Regions from separate parts of the Homo sapiens genome. Here region 2 is linked to region 1. A link is a loop called in an ENCODE intact Hi-C map of the cell type or tissue named here. Cell type or tissue: endothelial cell of umbilical vein. All regions are shown on one strand. Links, peaks and the distances in the headings refer to the core of each region. The heading gives the core; the rest is flanking DNA. Region 1 overlaps TSPAN18 (tetraspanin 18). Region 2 overlaps TSPAN18 (tetraspanin 18).

The links. A loop is a pair of places that touch in the nucleus more often than their neighbours do. Peaks named below come from ENCODE experiments on the same cell type or tissue, not always from the same donor. Only the 100,000 strongest peaks of a DNase experiment are listed, where the experiment ranks them.
Region 2: it touches region 1 in a loop (2.2-fold over the local background); 7 of 110 quality-filtered maps call a loop at or near these places.

The regions. Positions count from the first base shown.
Region 1 is chr11:44,817,523-44,827,347 of GRCh38, forward strand. All of the region lies in intron 2 of TSPAN18 (tetraspanin 18), which reads left to right. Among named protein-coding and RNA genes, the nearest start is that of TSPAN18-AS1, 86 kb to the left of the region's middle. RefSeq lists enhancers at 1,526-1,695, 5,137-6,002, 6,003-6,867, 6,868-7,733, a cis regulatory region at 1,611 and a silencer at 6,476-6,770. In endothelial cell of umbilical vein, for the core only: a CTCF peak has its summit at 5,638; DNase peaks (open chromatin) are centred at 6,389 and 6,989; H3K27ac peaks cover 1,922 bases.
Region 2 is chr11:44,871,948-44,881,772 of GRCh38, forward strand. All of the region lies in intron 3 of TSPAN18 (tetraspanin 18), which reads left to right. Among named protein-coding and RNA genes, the nearest start is that of TP53I11, 74 kb to the right of the region's middle. In endothelial cell of umbilical vein, for the core only: no CTCF peak of the experiment used is centred there; no DNase peak of the experiment used is centred there.

The DNA of each region.
Region 1 (9,825 bases), core at 1,161-9,160:
GCTGAAGGGGCAGTGGCTACTGAGATTTTCTTCTCACAGCAATTGACCAGAGGCCAAGAAGACCCTCCCAGCCTTGGGCACAGTCATGCCTCTGCTCTGACATCCCATTGGTCAAAGTAAGTCATGTGGACAGGGCCAAATTCAAGGGGTGGACAGTCACTCCACCCATGTGAGGCTATAGCAAGAATGTGGGTGACTCATTGTTTTATGGAGAGGGAAGACTTGGGAACCCTAATTCAACATGCCACCAAAGTGCAGAAGGGCTTTGATACAATACATGGTGTCCAACCCATCTACTTCACAGACAGGAAATGAGGCTCCAGGAGCTGAAGTCACCCAGGTCACCTGACCACTGTGGTCCAGGCACTTCTGCCAGTGTGGTTTCATTTCATCCAGCTGGACAACAGTCCTCAGTGGGAACTGAAATTATTCCTGCTTTGTAAATGGGAGGTCTGAGGCTGGAGAGGAGAGGCCTGTAGCTGAGATCACCTATCCAGGAAATGGGGCTGGGGTAGGGATCTGCAGAGTTCTGATTTTTTTCCATGTTGATTGCTAATATCTGTTCCCATTAGCCTTTAAGCCTGTGTTAAGTCAGGAGAGCAGGGAGCACTGGCCTGCAAGTCAGGATATCCCACTTTTGCAAATGGCTAGGTGGGTGATGTGGGCAAGTCCCTGTTGTTTAACTTGGCTGGTGCAGAACTGACGGTGAATGGCAGGAAAGCCCATTTCCCTCCACGGCCCTGCCCATGCAGCCCTCCCTGGGCAGGGGATGCTATTTCTATACATCCTCCAGGACGCAGCCCTCCCAGGGCCCTGACCCTCACCTTCCTCTGTCCCCAGCTCTGAAGCAATGGAGAGCCTGGGGCCAGAGGGCCAGAGGATTTCCTGGCTCAGCACCCCAGCTGTCCAGAGAGCATCAGCAGGGGCCCGATCCTGTGTCCTTGCCTGGGTTCTCTGTTTCCAGCTGATCAGGGCAGATGAACAGGTGGCCCAGCGTCCTGCATTTGTCTGAGACCTGGCTCCTGGCTTCTCTCCTGTGTGCCCACTTCACTCCGGGAAGAGCTAGAGCATCCCCCATTCCCCTCTGCCTGCCTGCCCTATCCCCACATCTTCAATCCCCCAGGGCCGGGAAACACAGTAGTCAATGTCTGACTGTTATCCTTGCAAGGAAAGGGAGGAAGAAGTGAACAGTTATGTACTGACCGCTCATGTGCCAGGCCCTACATAGCAATAGTTATTATATTGAAAGAATAATATATGATATAACATGTCCTAGATGAGCCTGTCATATAAGGGGGGAGTCCTGGCTGGGGCTCAAGGGGCCTAGGCCTGAGTTCTGGTCCTGCCACTAACAGCACGTGGCCTGACTTCCCTGAACCTATTTCCCCATTTGCCAAATGGCCTAGGTGATCTCTTACGTCCCTCCCAACCCTGGTAGTCCAGGGTTGGGCCAGACAGAACCCTCCTGAGTAAACAGCCTGGCCATTTGCCTGTCTCCCCAGGTCCCAGTTTCATGGATTGTTTAGAACATTCCCTGGAATCTAAGCCACGGACGCGCCTGGTGTGCGGATGTGGAGCTGGATCTGGGGAAGGAGTCAGGCTGCTCTGAGCCCCCTTCTGTCAAGGCTGCCTTCAGGCGGGCTCTTCTCTGGAGTGGTTTGGCCCCATCTTGCCTTTGGCCAGGGATTGCTGCCACCTCTAGGCTCCTGCTCTGTGCCCCTGGCTGGGAATTTGCACCCACGCAAGCTGCTGAGTGCTAATGAGAGGAGCCGGTAATTATAGGGACTGGAGTTGGGAAACTTGACTTCTGAGGAATAGATATTGGGGACAGCAGAAACGGCTGCATTTCAGGCTAATCGCAGGGGCCCAGGGAACTTGCTCTGTGTGTATGTTGGGAAGGGAGGTGGACTGTGCGCATGTGCATGTGTGTCGGGTTCTTTAAAACTGCTAATTGTCAGGGTGAAAATATTTTCACACATTTGCTCTCCAGGAGAATGTTATTATGGTGCACACTGGCAGCCTCGTTGAAGTCAAACGGCACAGTCAACATGGAACTCCTAATTAATAGACGCTCATGCTGCTCTTGGGCACGGCAGTGGAAGTAATTATCATGATTTAATTGACTTTTCTCCCCTCTCTTATGCACTCTGCTTTTTCCATTTTCTTGAGCTTGGAAGGCTTTTTTTTTTTCCTCTTTCCTTTCCTTTTTTTTTTCTTTATGCATACTGTCTCTCATGCCAGTGCTCTGTCAAATCCTATTACAATAAATATTGTGACAGCAAAAATCTCTATATCACAGAAAAGTCCAGAGCCTGAGCCAATGGCTTACTTATTACTTATTACCTTCTGTTGGTCTTGTAAAGGTACAGACAGATCCAGGCAAAGGTGTCTGGCAAGGGGAAAGGGAGTTGATTTGCTCAAAAGTTTTGGTTTCTGAAAGCTCCCTGGGACTAAGGACACAGAGAACCATCTGCACTAGCGCCGGCCAAGGAGGGTTGCTGTCAAGGTCTAGTCAGGGCTTAAGGAAATCCAAGGGGCAAAACTGGGACACCTCTGAGCCCCTGCGACCAGCAAATGGAAGAATTCTATCTCTGGCCAGGCTCCTTCAGGGTGGCCCATGCTCTCTGTGCTTTGACTAGCGTGTTCTACTCACTCATGATAACCTTGACCCAACTGGTGCCTGCGCCACACATTCTCATGGGTTTCAGTTAAGTTTCTCATAGCCAACTGGCCAGAGCCCTAGGAGCCTCCCTATGCAAACCTGAATGCCTCTTGCTGTTAGGTGGGGCCTTCCACACCCAGCCATGCCTTCTGTTGCTAATGGTCAAGGGGTGGACTGCTCTGGGCACAGGCGTCCTCCCTGGTCCAGTCATCTGTGGCAAGTGGACAGGGTCATATGGTGCACTGTCCACTTCTCAGAAGCTATGGACAGAGCTTTTTGCAATAGATGAGACTGTGGGAGGTGCCACGTGGCACTTGAGAGCTAGACTGTTTGTGATTGAATCCTGTTTTGGCCACTTGCTGTGCATTTTTGGGCAAGTTCCTTAAACTTCCTAAGCCTTGGGATCCTCATCCATAAAATGATACTTTCCTAGGTTGTCATGAAAGATACATGAGTGATATGGTTTGGATATTTGTCCCCCCGCCCCCAATCTCGTGTTGAAATTTGACCCCCAGTGTTGGAGGTGTGGTGGAGTGGAAGGTGTTTGGCTCATGGGGGTGGATCCTTTATGTCATGAATGGTTTCGTGCCCTCCCTGCAATAATGAGTAAATTATTGCTTTATTAGTTCATGCAAGAGCAGGTGTTTAAAGGAGCATAGCTTCTCTCTTGCTCCCTCTCTTGCCATGTGACATGCCTGCTCCCCCTTCACCTTCTGCCATGAGTAAAAGCTTCCTGGGGGTTCACCAGAAGCCAGCCAGATGCTGTGCCATGCTTGTACAGCCTGTAGAACAATGAGCCAAGTAAACCTCTTTTTTAAATCAATTACCCAGTCTCAGGTATTCCTCCAGAGCAATACATATGGACTAATACAATGAGTTGGTGCTTGTGATACACCAGAGAGGCACTCAATAAAATGTTAACTTTTAGGGTGCAGAAAGATAGATGAGGCGGCTGCCAGTGTCTGATTAACAAGTGGGAGCATGCTAAAATCACAGACATCGAACATTGCAATAAGCCTGAGAGATCATCGAGTTTAACTCTACACTCCTCAGTGTACACATGGGAAACTGAAGCACAGAGAGGGGATGTAGTCCTTTTTAAGGTCAAATAATTTTATCTAATAGGATATTGGACTGTTTCTCACGGGGCTAAAATTAGGGCCAAGACATTTCCTTGGGTCTCACTGGAGATTATTGAGAGTGGTTGACTTTTAATTAGAACATTACAAACAGTAGAATCAGGAAGAAGAAAAGATGAACCTGCGATTGTTCTGTTTCTTTGTACCCATATTGGGATGATTAGTTAAGTGCATATTAAGGTTCTGGCCTCTCTTGAAGTACATCATCTTCATTATTTTTCTCAGATAATTTCTCTGTGGGGTCAGTGGGTGAGATGACACTCATCAGCTATGTTATTTTAGACACTTAGTTTCTCTGAGCCTGAGTTTTCTCATCTGAAGAATGGGGATATACTTGACCCTACTTGGACTGAAAGCCATTCAAGGTCAGGGATGGTTTCTTCTTCACCTCCTCTTCCTCTTCTATATCCCTGACTACAACATTGTCTAGCACACACTGGGCTTCTGCATAAATTTACAGAAACTAACTAAATGATCCCTCAAGGTAGTAGAAAGAGTCACGAGGAATCAGGTCTGTGGACAGGTTGTGTGGTCAGCTTGGCTGTGCTCCTGAAAGGTGGGGCCATTTGTACAAGAGCTGAGGTTCCAGAATATCAGAACTGCAATCTCGACTGTCGTGGAGGAAGGGTGACCTTGGCTGGGTCTGCTTCTGAGGATGGCTGGGGGTGAAGGCCAGACTGGAGGAGTTGAGATGTGAATAGAAGATAGAGAAATGGCAACAGGAGGTGTAGCCAATTCCTTCGAGAGGCCTGGCTGTGACAGGCAGGAAAGGTGGGGTGGGGGTACAGGGATAGGGACATTAGAGAACTTCTGTGTGTTGATGAGACAGGGCCAGGGATAGGAGGCATTCAGTAAATAGTTCCCAATTTAAATGAACTTTGATATGGGGGTCTTTCTTAACACTTTCAAGAATGGTTGTGGGTAAGATGATTGGTAATAACTGAGAACCAAAACTGCTAGTAATGGGTTAAGGCAGTGCCAGATGCTGCAAGAGGTAAACCCAGAATCTCAGTGGCTTAATACAATACACATTAATTTCTCACTCAGCGACAATCCAGTGAAAGTGGTGGGTGGCTGTCCACACAGTATTTTGGGTCCCAGGTTTCTTCCATTTTCAACATGTGGCTTCCAAGGTCATTATGGAAGAAGGAAGGAGTAAAGAGGGCTCACTTATTTTCTCATCACATTCTCACCAATGATAGTGGAAGTGACTTGGGCGTCACTTCCACTATCATTGGTGAGAATGAGTCACATGACCACATAGGTGCAAAGGAGGCTGCAAAATGTAGTTCCTGGCTGGCTAGCCCTTCCCAGCCACAGCCCTAAAGGGAGCATCCCAGTGTTTGGAGGACAGCCACCCTTCTGGAATTACAACCCCCTTCAGCTGTCCTTCCCCAAAGGCTGAGGAGACACAGGCTAACTCTGGGAAAATGTCAGACCCCAAATGAAGACCAGGACCCTGCTTCTGAGGACAAATGACATAAATCATTGACCTGGGCTTCACTTTCTCCAATTGTATAATATAAGTCCTGCTAAACCAAGTTAAGGGAATTAAAGGGACTGAGGGTCTCACATGTAGGTGGAGCTGAGTTGATTCTCCCACCAGCTGTGTAACATTGGGCAGGTTTCTTAGACTTTCTGAGTCCTTGTACAAATTCTCCCTGACTTGCAATGAGGATCAGCAAGACACTTCTGGCCTATAGTCAGCCCCCAGTGAATGTGAGCTGCTGATGTTACTATCCAGGTCATCACTTCATTCATTACAACATTGGAAAGTGACACAGAATTTTTCTCAGCCACTTTGCCAATCAGGGACCTCCACGGCCGGCAACGCCCCCCCACTGCCCAGGCCTTGCTCAGCCCCAGGCCTACCACTAGAGGCACCCTGCCCACTCGGCCTGCTTGCGTTATAGCTTGTACCCACATTTGGTGGTTCTGGAACTCTTGTCCTGTGTCCAAGAAGAATGAGGATATGCTGACAATTCAAAGGGTGAGGATGGGTGGAGAAGAATTTTATTGAACAATGGAACAGCTCTAGTGGAGAGGCGATGCAGCGGGGGGCTTTCTCTCCCCCGAAGTCGGGTGGTTTCTCTCCTAGTGTGGCTGGGTCCAGGGCTTTTTATGGACTCACAATGGTGAGTGCATGCCAATTGATTTAGGAGTATGCAAAAAAGGTTAAAGTAAAGACACCACTCAAAGGTGGGCACAACAGTGTAGAAAACCAATTAGGAAAGGGTAGGTAAGTGTAGAATAGGTTAAGGGTGGGGATCAATCAGAGGAAAGCACACCAGACTGGAAGACAGGTTCTCAATCTGGTCCATGGATTTGACTTGTAGCTTGGCTTTCAGGCTTTAAACTGTCTTCAGCTTGGAGGTGAGGTTTCACCGGGGACCTGCCCCTATTTGTCTCCTGCTGCTATCAAAAGTAAAGGTCCTGGCTTAGGTTTAAGGCAAAATGAATAGAACTGATATCATCATGTTTTTGTCATCAGCATTTCCCATCACCCTCTGAGACAATCAGAGAAGCTCATTTGAGTCGAGTAGCTGGTGGAGGGAGGAAGAGAATATGAAAGAGGCCCCCCTCTCGGAACTGGGCACCACTCATACCGGAAAACCAGGATTTATGGAGCTTATTTCTTGTCTGTCTCTGGAAAGAGGTACTAGAGTCCCGTGCTGTAGCCAGTCGCTGGGAATCGGCTAAAAAGCAAGGCTTGGTCATGACCGCCCCCAGCTCCACCTCCTGCTGTCGGGGTCTTCCCTCAACATAAAGCCTGCCTCGCTACCATCATTGAGGGTTTGGAGTTCAGGCCTTTGAGGGATCATTTGTTTCTTGAGCTCAGTCTTCAGAAACCTCTGGTGCTTTTGAATTTCCCCTCCGCTAGGGAAGGATGGATTGGCACCCTGCCCTCACCCCACACCCCTCCTAGCTGTCACTATGTAGTATTTTAATTTATTGGTCCTGGCTATTCATTTGTCTTGTTAATTTTTTGCCTGCCCTCTACCTTAGCTAATCAGTTGGCCTCTTTGGGGGGCCTCTGATCACCCACCCCCAACTGGGGCTGGGGGCAGGGATAGGGGATGTGGTGGCCTTGATGTCTTTGAGGAAACCAAGCTGTGTGGGGGAGGGTCACTGGGAAAGTTCAGAAAGGAATGCTTCCCTAGGAGGGGCATTGGCCATTCTGCCCTAACCGAATACCTCTGGGGCAGTCAGGGCCACCCTGTGACCTCCAAACAAAGCTGGGGCCTTGTCTAGGGCTGTGGGAAGCCAGACAGGACAATGGGAGGAAGGAGAAAGCAGGGAGATAAAGCCAGGGGCCCACGGGCCTGTGCCTGGGATTCCAGAGGCCGGCTCCTCACATCCCAGCCGCGGAGGCCTTCAGAGTAAACACACTGGGCTTCCTGGCTCACAGGGCCAGTGCTGGGTTTTAATTGTGGCTGTTATTGTTGAGATAATTGTTCAATTTTGGGAGAAGCCGGAGAAAGGAGAGACTGTGTGTCTGATGCTTCTGCGGGGATGATGCTCTCATTCATTCATTCACTCATGCTACAGATGTTGACTGGCACCAGCCAAAGGCTTCGCTTGGGGCTGAGAATGTAAAAATCAACATCAGCTCATCCTTGTCCTCCCTACACCCTTCTCTGGTCCTAGACACAGACACTAAACCCATCCTCCCAGTTCAGTGTGGTCAGACAACAATAGGGGCATGAAGCTGTGCCAGTGCTGGAGCTTTACCTTCCTTTTATAGGGTGCTAGGTCAGAGCCCCCTCCCACCACCCCCCACCACCCCGAACTCGGGGAGGAGTTCTGACCTGAGTGCTCCTGCTGACTCCTGAATATCAAAGGAGGGCAGAGCTCCCTTTTGATCTCTTCTCTTGACTCCAAACTGAAGGACACGTAGAAGGCAACATGTTAGAGCCTGATGTTTATCCAGCACCTTCCATGTGTCAGAAACTGTGTGAGAGCTTTTGCAGATCACCTCAGCGCAGCCAAGAACGGAGGGCTGACTTTTTCCCCATTTCACAAATGAGAAGACTGAGGCCCCACCAGGTTGAGTAAATGGCTCAGTTCACATTATTAGGAAATGGGCAGCCTGGGTGGGAGCCCCGGTCAGTCTGACTCCAGTGCTCTCAAGCTTCTCCCTGGGTCCTGCCACCTTCTGCAGTGTGCGCCCCGATTCACTGGTGGGCTCTCAGGCTCCAGCAGAGGCTGAACCTCTCCTAGAACAAGGCTGGTCTTGCCTGACTTGATGCATCCCAGCGGGACCCCTCCTGTGTGAAGTCTCCTGACAGACTCGAGCTGGAAACAGGAGTCAGGGGCCATGCAGCTATCTCCTTACAGGTTTCAGGGATGTTGCCGTCTCAGCATTTGAACCTGATGGAAATGTTGAAGCGGGGGTTGGCTGGGTTTTGTACACCCAGGGCCTGTTTTCTTAGACAAGGCCATTTCACGGATCCTCAGACGTCCCCAGTTCACAACAGAGACCCTGGTGGGCTTGTTTCTCCATGAGTGTGTTTAGGGTTGGATGCTCGCTCTGTCTACTGTCTACAGGCCTTACAGGACATGCAAGGCAAGGCAGCCTCGAAAACCAGGGTGTGGGTCCCCACTCTGTCCTCTTTCTGACTGTGGGCCTCAGGCTGGGAGCTTCTCCTCTCTCAGCCTGCATTTCCCATCATTACAATGAAACAAGGATAAGATCTACCTTACAAGGCTGGAGGAAAGATAGTGGGAGATAGGGGCCACACTCTTACACCACACACAAAGTGAGGGGGCCATCGCAGAAAGGAAGGCTTTCCAGCAACAGGCAAGGCTAAAAGAAGGGCCGGACGTGGTGGCTTACGCCTGTAATCCCAGCACTTTGGGAGGCTGAGGTGGGCGGATCACCTGAGATTAGGAGTTCAAGACCAGCCTGACCAACATGGAGAAACCCCGTCTCTACTAAAAATACAAAAATTAGGCTGGGCATTGTGGTGCATGCCTGTAATCCCAGCTACTTGGGAGGCTGAGGCAGGAGAATCACTTGAACCCAGGAGGCAGAGGTTACACTGAGTCGAGATGGCGCCATTGCACTCCAGCCTGGGCAACAAGAGCGAGAAACTCTGTCTCAAAAAAGAAAAGAAAAAAGTTTGCATTTGCCTGTACATGAAGGGTGGATATTTTTGGATCATCGTCTGTATGTCTATCGCCGGCAGGTACCACTGATATTAGCACCTAAGCTTGCTGTGTGCCAGGCACTGCTCTCAGGGTTTTACCTGGCTCATCTTGTCTCACCTGGTTTAGAGATAAAGAAACTGATGCACAGCATGTTTAAGTCACTTGCCCAAAGTCACACAGCTAATAGGTGGTAGAGCCAGGATTTGAAACCAGAAATGTCAGACTCTAAAGCCAAAGCTCTTTACGCTGCAGGCCTTGCCTCTGGATGTTTGTGTGCCCTTGTGGATAGACACACACAGGGGTTTGGATTCTGCACAGAGCCTGAGTCAGCCGTAGTGTGGGGAGTGCCTTGGGGAGCCTGGGGTAGGGGCAGGATTTTACTCTCTTTCTGTATAATGTCATTTCTCCTTTATACACTTTTTGCCCTCCCTGACCTGTTGGTGCCTGTGCCCAGCTTACCATAGTCTTATGTGATTGGGGGCAGGAGGGACTCTGTCTTCTACATGTGAAGGCATTTGGACTCTTGGGTGCTTCCTGTTGTGGCCAAACCAAGAGCCTTTTAGCTCACGAGGGCCCTGACTGGATGTCTGGCCCCTCTGGGCTGGGCTGGAGTCTTGGGTGGATCCCGCCAACTCTGCCACTGCGCTCCTTCCCGCCTCCAAGGTCACTGCTTACACATGACCCTTCCGGGGGCCTGATGGTTTTCTGGCTGGTTGCTATAATCTGTCCTCTGAGCCTGTCCCAGGAGCTCTAGGCCCCGGAGTTGCTTTTCCAGGTCCCTGATGTTACTTACCTACCACACAACAGGGATCCCAGCATGGGAAGCCAGCAGACGGAACAAGACCAGCAAGCCTTGGGTACCTTGAGCCATAG
Region 2 (9,825 bases), core at 1,099-9,098, 54 kb after region 1:
GAGTCTCGCTGTGTCACCCAGGCTGGAGTGCAGTGACACAATCTCGGCTCACTGCAACCTCTGCCTCCTGGGTTCAAGCAGTTCTCCTGCCTCAGACTCCCGAGTAGCTGGGATTACAGGCACCCACCACCACCACGCCTGGCTAATTTTTTTTTGTATTTTTAGTAGAGACAGGGTTTCGCCATGTTGTCCAGGCTGGTCTCGAACTCCTGACCTCAGGTGATCCACCTGCCTCGACCTCCCAAAGTGCTAGGATTACAGGCATGAGCCACTGTGCCCAGCCTCTTCCTCTTCTTATAAAGATACCAATCCTATCAGATTAAGACCCCATTCTTATGATCTGACTGAACTTCAGTTGCCTCCCTAAAGGTCCTATCTCCAATGAAGTCACGTTGGGGGTTAGGGCATCAACATATGAATTTGGGTGTATGGAAGCATAATTCAGTCCATAGCATGCACCAACCTCATAGGGTTGCCACGAGGATTCACTGAGTGAATGCATGTAAAACATCAAGTGCAGTGCCCGGCACATGCTAAGTGCTGTGCTAGTGTACGCTATCAACAGAGCACTGAGCATTATGGGAGAATCCCCTTTCCATCCTTGCTGCAAGTCTAGACCCTGTGAAAGCCTAATGAATACAGTTCACATGTTATTTAATGATAGCAGGTATCTATATTGTGCTTACTATATGCCAGACTCTGCTTTAATGCTTTACATAAGTTATTGAAGCTTCACAGCAGCCTTATGAGATCTATACTCTTAGTATCCTTATTATACAAAAGGGAACTGAGGCACAGAGAGGTGAAGCAACTTGCCCAAGGTCACACAGCCATCAAGTGCCTAGTAAGTTAATAGCACACAGTTAAATAATATTATAGTTAATATTAAGTAATATTTATTAAGTGCCACCTGCCCAGCCTGGGCACAGGGTGCCTGTGCTTCAGAGGAGATAGATCCATGACCAGGCAGTGGCAGGACTGCATGCTGAGTGTTCCGACAGGGCAGACCCAGGGAACTGTCATGGAGCCCAGGATACCTAGGGCTGTGGCACCTAGCCAGGCCTGGAGAGACACCAGGGAGGGCTTCCTGGAGGTAGGAATGTTTCAGCTGAAGTCAGGAAGAAGATGGTCGAAATGCTTGGATAAGGGGCTGGAGGTGACAGTATGTGGTTGTGGGTTGTTGGAGGACTCAGCCAAAAATTTCCATTCTAAGATATTCCAGTGGTCCCTTGGCAGCACAGGGGCCCTGCATAGCCTAGAGACCCTGGGGTGGCCCAGCACTTCGTGGCAACCTGGGGGTTCCATGTTAGTTCAGGGAATTTCATGGTGGCCCAGATTTTTTTCCAGCACTCAAGGGACCTATGTGGTCTGGGCACACCATGACAGCCCAGAGATTCTGGATAATCCCAGGAATGCCACAGCAGCTTTAGGAAGTTGCAGACATTTTGGACCCTGGGGATTCTGTGACAACCCCAGAGATTGCATGGCAGCTCCAGGGTTCTGTGGCCCTATTCTTGTGGCTGCAGAAAGAACAATATGCAAACTCATAGCAGACAAACCCCTTGACTGGGGACAAAGAAAGCAGCATGGAAGGGACTGTACCCAGTGATGCATTTTACAGGGCTTAAGTCTAAGGAGGAAATTCTAAGGAGATGTGGCTGAAAGCCCAGTCCCTCCAAGGCCTGGGGAAGCTGAGGGGTCTGCACTCCTTAGGGTTTATTTCCTTCTGGGAAGCTGAAAATGAGCCACCTCGAGGAGGTCTGTGGGGAGTGCTGTCCTGACTTGTAGGCATGTGACTTGAAGAGGACTTAGGATGTGCCTGTTACCTGGATACAGAGGCACTGGTCCTCAGAGCCCTCTGAGCAGAGCATGGGGCAGAGCCCAGAGGGAGCTGTTATCTGTGAAGGGAGCTGGCATTCCTGGACCTACAGACATGAGGATTGGCCCCTCAGGGGGCTTATATGATCTGGGCCCTCCCAGGCTGGCATAGCTAGGTTTGTTCCAGCTCTGCCTCTCCAGGCCAGCTGGGTGGCTTCACCTGTCCCCACCTTGGACCCAGCACCCGCAGCCTGGGAATGGCCCTACATCTGTTTCTTAGGGGGCTTCAGGAGTTGAGTGGGGTGGGAAAGACCCCTGTATAAAAGCATGAGGACACATTCCTGCTCCACCATGGAGCCGTGCACTCCTGGGCAAACTCCTTCACACCACTGAGCTTCAATTTCCTCATCTGTAAAAAGGAGATGGGCCTAGCACGGTATGGGACATACAGTAACCAATGTTAGTTTCACCTCCACCTCTTCCGCCTGATTCAGAGATGGCAGCCAGGTGACCTGGGCATGGGGAAAAGGGTGGGTCTCAAGTGGAGGGCCCATCTGGCCCCATAATAGTCAATGGTCTTTGTGCCTTTGCCTCTGGGCAAAACCTCCCTCTTCTACCCTTGGAAGAGCCAGAATGATCACTCCCTGTGCCAGGCACTCGATGTCATTTAGCCCTCCCTCTAACACTGTGAGATAGTACTATAGCAATCCCATTTTACAGACAAGCAAACTGAGGCACAGAGAAGGCAACTCAGCTGTCCCAAGTCACAGAGCAAGGATTCATGCCCGAGTCTATCTTGATTGCAAAGCCTGGCACTAATCACCTCTCTTCCCTGGTATCCTTCTAAAAACACCCCAGGGAGAAAGAGGAAAATGGTGAGATGGGAACCAGCCGGAGAACTAATTGCATGCTTGGTGCCTGGGTAGGGGGACATCTTTGTCCCTCAGGTCTATGGCTGGCCGGGCCTGGCAGTTCCCAGTGGGGAAGCTGTGAGGAGAGGCTGGGGCTGGGTTCCACCCAGGCTGGCTCCTGATCCATTTGAGGATCTTCCAGCCCTCAACAGCATGGAGCCTGCTGAGACCACGCTCCTCCCTTTAGCAACCCTTTTTCAGAGAATTCCACTGGAAGAGGAGGGACGGAAACAGACATAACTGGAGAGAAGGAGGGGTCCCGCAGCCCACAGACCCATTTTGCTTTTCCAACCAAGTGAGAATCAGCATTAAATTGGGGGCAGAGGGGGCAAGACCCACTTCCCCTGCTCCCCCGTAGTTACATCTTCCCCAGGGCTGGAGCAGCAGCTCCATGCAAGAGTGAGAGGCCTTGGACCAGCCCCTTGCAGAGGTACATTCTCCCCCGTGGGGCCCTCCCAGCCCATGTGGGCCTAGAACACCAGACAGCCCAACTCACAGCCAGCTTCTCTGATGCCACTGCCAAATACCAGACCATTTACCAGGCTTTTCCAGAGAGCTGGTGTCCCCAACCAGACCTCTAAGCCTGCAATTAGGCAAGCAGCAGAGGGCTTAGCTTTCTCTGGGTTGTGGGCATTTCGGTGGGAAAGATAAGCTTGGTTTGGATTAAGCTAGAGCATAAAATAATATTTATCCTCAAACAATACTCTCTGGCTGGGAGCAAGTCTGGGCCTTGGGGCTTCGGAGGCTAGGGGCTGCCGAGGGATTTACCACCTCCCTCCAGGTCACCAGGAAATCTTACCTACCGACCTTCCCTCATCCTAGCTGGTTGCACAACCCAATTCACAGTGCTTGCTCTCATTACGAAATGGAATTGAGAAGATGTTACAGCATTCAGCACGTAATTATGTGCAGAGCACTTGCCCTGTGCAAAATTATCTCATCAAATCCTTGTAACTACCTTGGGAGTCGAGCTTATTGTCCCCACATTGATCCAGACTCAAGTCCCAGCTCAGTCATTTCTAGCTCTTGGCCTCAGAGAAGTGGCTTCATTTCCTGTGAGCCTCAGTTTTTTGCCTGTAAAATGGGAGTGATAATAGCTTTCTAAAGTGTGCTTAGGAAGATGAGCTAGGATTTATATAAAACGCCTCATCCGTGCCCTGGTGCCATAGTAGTACTTAATGAATGGTAGGTGATATTATAAAATCTTAGTGTTTCTGGTAAAATAGGCCTCAGGTATGTGAAACAACCTGGCTGGAGTCACAGAGCTATTCAGTGGCAAAGCTGAGATTCAGACCCCAGGTGGTGGGCCCTGTGGGAGCCAGGCCTCCAACCAACTGGTCAGGAAAAGGCCCAGGCAAGAGCTAGCCTGGCCTGCATGGGGCTGGGGGTACCACTCAGACACAGCCTGGAGCTCCGGAGAGGAAGGACCCCTGTGCTTCCTGTCCCCAGTCCCCTTTTGTGGAACAAAAGTTCTTCTGTTTTCTGTTCCTTATCCCATACCTCAGTGACCTGTGCCCCGGGGACTGGGAGAAGATCACCCTGGCTCATTCCCCAGATGAACAAAGGTGGGTCAATGCTGTCTCTGAGAGGACAGGGGCTGACTCCAGGGAGGCGGGTGTTATGTGTCAAATAGGGTGTGTGCCAGCGTCCCCAGCCTGGACACTGTAGAAGGCACTCCTCTGAGTTTTAGTGACCTTCGCCACATGTGACCTTGCTGTGTGGCCTGAGGAGATCCCTGTCCCTCTCTGGTCTTTGTTTTCTTATCTCCAAAGTAAAGGCATTGGAAGTAAACAGAAGGGACCACTGCTTAGGCTGGAGAAATCAGGGAAGGCTTCATGGCTGAGGAGACATCAAGCTGGGCCTTGGAGTGTGAGAAGGAGTTTTCCAGGCTGACCAAGGAAGAAAAGGTATTGCAGGCCCAGGTTGTAGCACCATCAAAGACACGGTAACATCAGAGTATGGGGTTTAAGTGGTGGGTGGCTCTTTTACAATGATTTGTTTTAATTACATAAATAATACATGTTCCTTGTTGTAAAAAATAGAAATCATTTGAGTATGAAGAATAAGATAAAAATCACCAACAGTCAGCTACTCTTTGGTACTGCTTCAGCTTTTTTTAACATGATTGGGAAAGTGGCTTGTAAGCTCCCTGATATATGGAGACTCTCAGCTTCTGGGCAGGCAGCAAAGAATAAAGAATTGTCTTCTGGAAGCAGAGCCAGGCCACAAGTCCCAGACAGACAGACAGGGTTTCACGGAGCTGGGACTGGGAAGAGCCCACCAGGAGCATTGGTGCCTCCTCCCCCAGGCCCCTGCAGAGCCTGCAGCGGACGCCAGGATGGAGGGACTTCTCCGCCTCTGAGGAAAGGAGGCCCAGAGGGAGGATCTTTGTGTGCACAAATGCAGCCTGTGGGAAGGGCCATGCACTGCCGCTTCTGGAAGTCCCTGGGCCTGTCAGCTGACAAAAGTGGCCATCCCGCTGCCAAACAGTCGAGGGGTCCCCATAATGGCTTCACTGTGGTTTCCTACGACGTCTGCAGGGTATGGCAGGCTGGGGCGGGAGCCCGATGACATTGTGAAGTCACTACTGTGATCTTGCCAGTTCTCCAGCGCTGCCTTTAAAATGTGGTTCATCTAATGGACATTGGGTGGGGTTGGGCAGGGGCAGTGTATGGCCCAGGAAGAGTGACCTGGAGTGGTCTGTCCATGGTCATTCGAGGGGAGAGGTGCAGGCTGCAGGGATCTCAGGGTCCATTCCTTGGGCTCCTGGCCCCGTTCTCCCATCCCCAACACAGAGAACGTTTTCTAGAAGCCTCAGCCAGGACCCGCTCAACTAAATAAAGGAGTGAAAGCAGCCCATGAGGACCCCCCGCCTCTGCTCCTCTGTTAGATCATCTCCCCGGGTGTCCAAGCATCTGGGGCCTCAGAAAGCCAGAAAGGGAGGGGACGGGGAGAAACAGCCAGGTTATGGTGACCACCTGAGCCACCATCATCTTGGCTACGAAAATAGGATGGGTTGTTCCACTTCGCCCACAGCCCCTGTGAAGCCTGTTAACGGTAATTACGAAGTTAGGAGAAATTCCCAGGCCTCCTAATTAGTGTGAATAGGGGCTGGGTAAGCTAGTCGTGGGAAAATAGATGTCTTTGTTTGCATTCTTAAGAGGAGACCACGGCTTTCTACCTTTAGGTGTAATAGAGCTTGGCTCTCTTCTCTCCCTCTCCCCACTGCTCCTGGCCTAATACCCTGTACTGTGGACAGGCACATAGTTGCACATACCCACTCACCACCATATCTCCTGTGTGTGTGCACGTGCACACACACAGACACACGCACACACAGAAGCACAATAGACTGCATCTTTCCATCCTGAATTAAGACGTCATCTGGCAAAACAAACACCAAAAACCAAACAGCATTTCAGCCATGCTTCCGGCCCCACTGACAATACCATTAAATGCCCCTTCCCCCAGCTCCACCCCAGACACCCCAGGGGACTCCTTCCCAGGCCTCCCCAGATTAGACTGTGTTAACAAACCATTACGTGTTCCAATTAGAGCGGCAGCGGACCTGGCTGGCCGGGCGTGTAAGAACGCTCTCCTCTTCCCGCTAACAGGCTGAGGGGCGCCGCCCCAGGAGGGAACAAGCCACGCTGGGCTCCCCTCTGGACGCTGTAGAGATAATGAGATCCAGCGTCTCCATCCCGGCCTGAGGAAGGCTCCCTGCTCTCTGGGTCTGGGGCCAGCCCGGGGGAGGTTTCCTTTGGAACAAGCAGGAGGAAAGGAAAGAATAAGGGAGTGAAACTAACATTTATTATGCAGTATGGGCTGTTGAGCCTGTGCCAGGAAATGTTGCATAGGATGGTGCTTTTTAAACTGAGTGGTGGGTACCCACGGGGCCCTGGGGTACTTCTTCCTGAACCAGAGGGTATACAAAGTCTCAGGGTTCACCCTGTGCATCCTAATAGAACATTAATTCTTGAAGATTTGGAAGATCACACCTACTTTTTTATTTAAACATCATATTTTTAAAATATGTGGTATATTTTGGAGTAAAATGCAAAATAATTGCATGAATATGTGAAATAAAACAGGAGATTTATAGTCAAATGTGCTCTCCCACTCTTGTGTCTGGGCTGGGTCTCCCAATCTCCAAAAATGTGGTGGTAACATGTTGTCTTCCATTGCCTCTGCGGGAACTGAGAAGGGAGAGCTTCCCCATTGTGTGTGATGTTGGGCAACCCCTATACCTCTCTGAGCCTCCCATCCCTCAGCAGCACGATGGAAATGCTAATAGCACCTCCCCAGGGCTGGCTTCACAGCCACGCGACCTGCGTAATCCCACAGAGCCCTGAACTTCAAAGGGCCCCACAGTTGGTTCGATGCTCTGCCCTTGCCATCTTGAAATTCTTAATAACTTTTGAACAAGGGACCCCCTTGTTTTTACTGAGCCCCGCAAATGATATAGTTGCTCCCCAGAAATGATGTAGCTGGTGCTGCACGTTTCAGCAGAGTTTTAGCAAGGGTTAAATCAGAAATGTGTGAAAGAAGCCCACACGGAGATTTATCCCTCCCTCCCTCTCTCCCTCCCTTCCTTCCTCCTTCTTCTTTCCCTAAACATCCATTGAGCACTCAGTATACTGGGTGCTGTGATTCAGCCATGAACGAAATCCCCTGCCCTCTTACATTCAAGAGAAGGGGAGAGAAGATGAATAACAGAAAGAAAACATTGCTGGAGATCCTGTCCACAAAGAGGGGACAGACAGTGATGGAGCGCGTGGGGTTTTGTGTGAGAGGGGCTTAGGGAAGGTCTCTGTCTTCGAGCAGAGACCTGAATAAGTCGAATAAATGAGCCATGTGGAATATCTGGGGGAAGAGAGTCCCAGGCAGTAGGATCGGCAGGTGCCAAGGTCCTGAGGCGGGAATGTGCTTGCCATGGTGGAAAAGGCCAGAGCAGCTGGAGCTGGCTGGAACAGGGTGAGGAGGGTGGTCGGAGGTAAGCCCAACAAGGCAGGGCCAGGTCACTGAGGGCCTTGTAAGCTGTTGTGAGTTTGTGGCAGGGGTAAGTAAATGACAGCATGGGGGTAGAGGACTCCTTCAGCCAGAGCTGGATGTCTGTGGCCTCCCAGGATAAGTGTCTGGAGGCCAGATGGCAAAGCGGACGAAGAAGCGTGTCCCGTTGTCCTCTGGAAACTCAAGGCAAGTTGTCTTTGGTCAAGGGATGAGTGCCAGCTGCCATGCAGGGACCTCCACTGTAGGCAAGAGATGGCTCCTCTCCCAGCTCTCTCTCCTCCAACTGGACAGTAGCTGTTTCAGCCCAGACAGCTGAGCCTCACCGCACCAAGGAGGCGACGCTGGGGGGAGGCTGGACGGTGGAGGAAGGAGTAGCCTGCCTTTCTGGAATCCTGGCCTGTCATCCATCCTGGGCCTCCATTACCACATCTTGGACAAACTGCACAGTCAAAGACCAACCCAAAAGGCACCCATGACAGTGCCTGTGCCAGAAGAGCGCCAGGATGGCCGCTGAGTGAGGTTTTCCAAGCTGTAGCCCCGCCAATGAACTCCAAGATGTACGGCAGGAATGCTGGAGACTGGGACAGCCAGGCAGCCTTGGTGCCAGGTCCCATACGCAGGGCTGGAAGCTGTGCCAGTTCTGTGCTTGTGGATAGAGAGACCCTCGTGCTCTGTTAGCCTCTCCCAAGCTGCATAACCCTGGTGAAGGGGTGTCACCTCCCTGGGACTCCCTCTCCTCATCTGTAAAATGAGGATGATAGTGATGTTATTAGCAGTAAATGAGAGTGCGGGTGAAGCACACAGAAGGTCTCCTGGCACATGGGGCATATTCACCCAGTGTGAGCCCTTGGGTACGGAGGCCTGGTCTGATAGTCCCCTCTGAACCACACCACCTGATCACAGCTCAGCTGAGAAGTAGGCCACTGAGAGATGAATCTTAAGACCAAGCCACCGTGTAATATTGCCAAAGACCTTCAGAACATGTTATGTGGCCAGGGCCAGGTCCTCAGAGCGATCATCTGTGCATGAAGTGGTTGGACTCAAGGACCTCTGTATAATGAAGTGGTTGGACTCAAGGACCTCTGAGCCGCCTCCAGCCCTGACATTGTGTATGATGGGAAAGTGACTGATTCCTCCGTGAGAGCCCACCTGCCAGGGCAGCACCGCTCAATGCTGGGCAGGACAGCAGACTGCAGGGGTGGGCAACATGACACCTTGTGGCTCCAGAGGGCTGCTGGGCAAAGGGCCTGGCCTGCAGGCTGGAGGGACTGGCTGTCCGTCCTCCTGTAGCAGGCGTGGGACTCCTGCTGTCCTGCCTGGGAGAACAGTAATGTTGGGCAGTTGTTATAAGCCCAGACTCTGCAGCCTGACTGCCTGTGTTCAAATCTCAGCTCTGCCACTTTCTAGTGTGTGACCTTGAACAAGTAACTTAACCTCTCTGAGCCTCAGTCTTCACTGCTGAGAAATGGGGGCAATAATAGCATGACCACCCAGGGCTACAGGAATGGATAACCATGTCTGGCACTCGCAGATCTGTAGAAGTGCAAACTCCTCTTGTTATTGGTTGTTTTCCTGGAACTAGGTCCCCAGCCAGTCCTGTCCTGGTGAGCCAGTTCCACAGCTGATGGAGGAGCTCCTTCCCAGACCCCAGACCCCTCGAACCTCAGCCGCCGCCCCTGAACACCAGTTCCCTCCAGGAGCAGCTGGGCAGCTGTAATATCATGACGAGAACAGGTCATGGGAAGGAAGGATTTCTTTGAGCATCACTCAAGAAGTTGAGCAAAGAACTCCAACATCCCTATTTCCGAGGGAAACATGACCTAAAAAGGGTCTTCATCCTAGTTTTCTATTTGTGAACTGAGGATATCAGTCCCTCAAAAGGTTGTTGGAAGGCTGCAATGAACTGTATGGGAAAATACATCTCCGCCACCTGTAGCCCAGCAATGCAAGTGCCCGCTGTATGCCAGGCACTGTTCAGACACGCTCCACCTGCTTTATCCTTTCCAACTGGCAGGGGAGGCACTGCCTGCCCAAGGGCACACAGGTAGGAGGTGGTTGGTGAATTCAGACCAGGGCCAACCGTTCT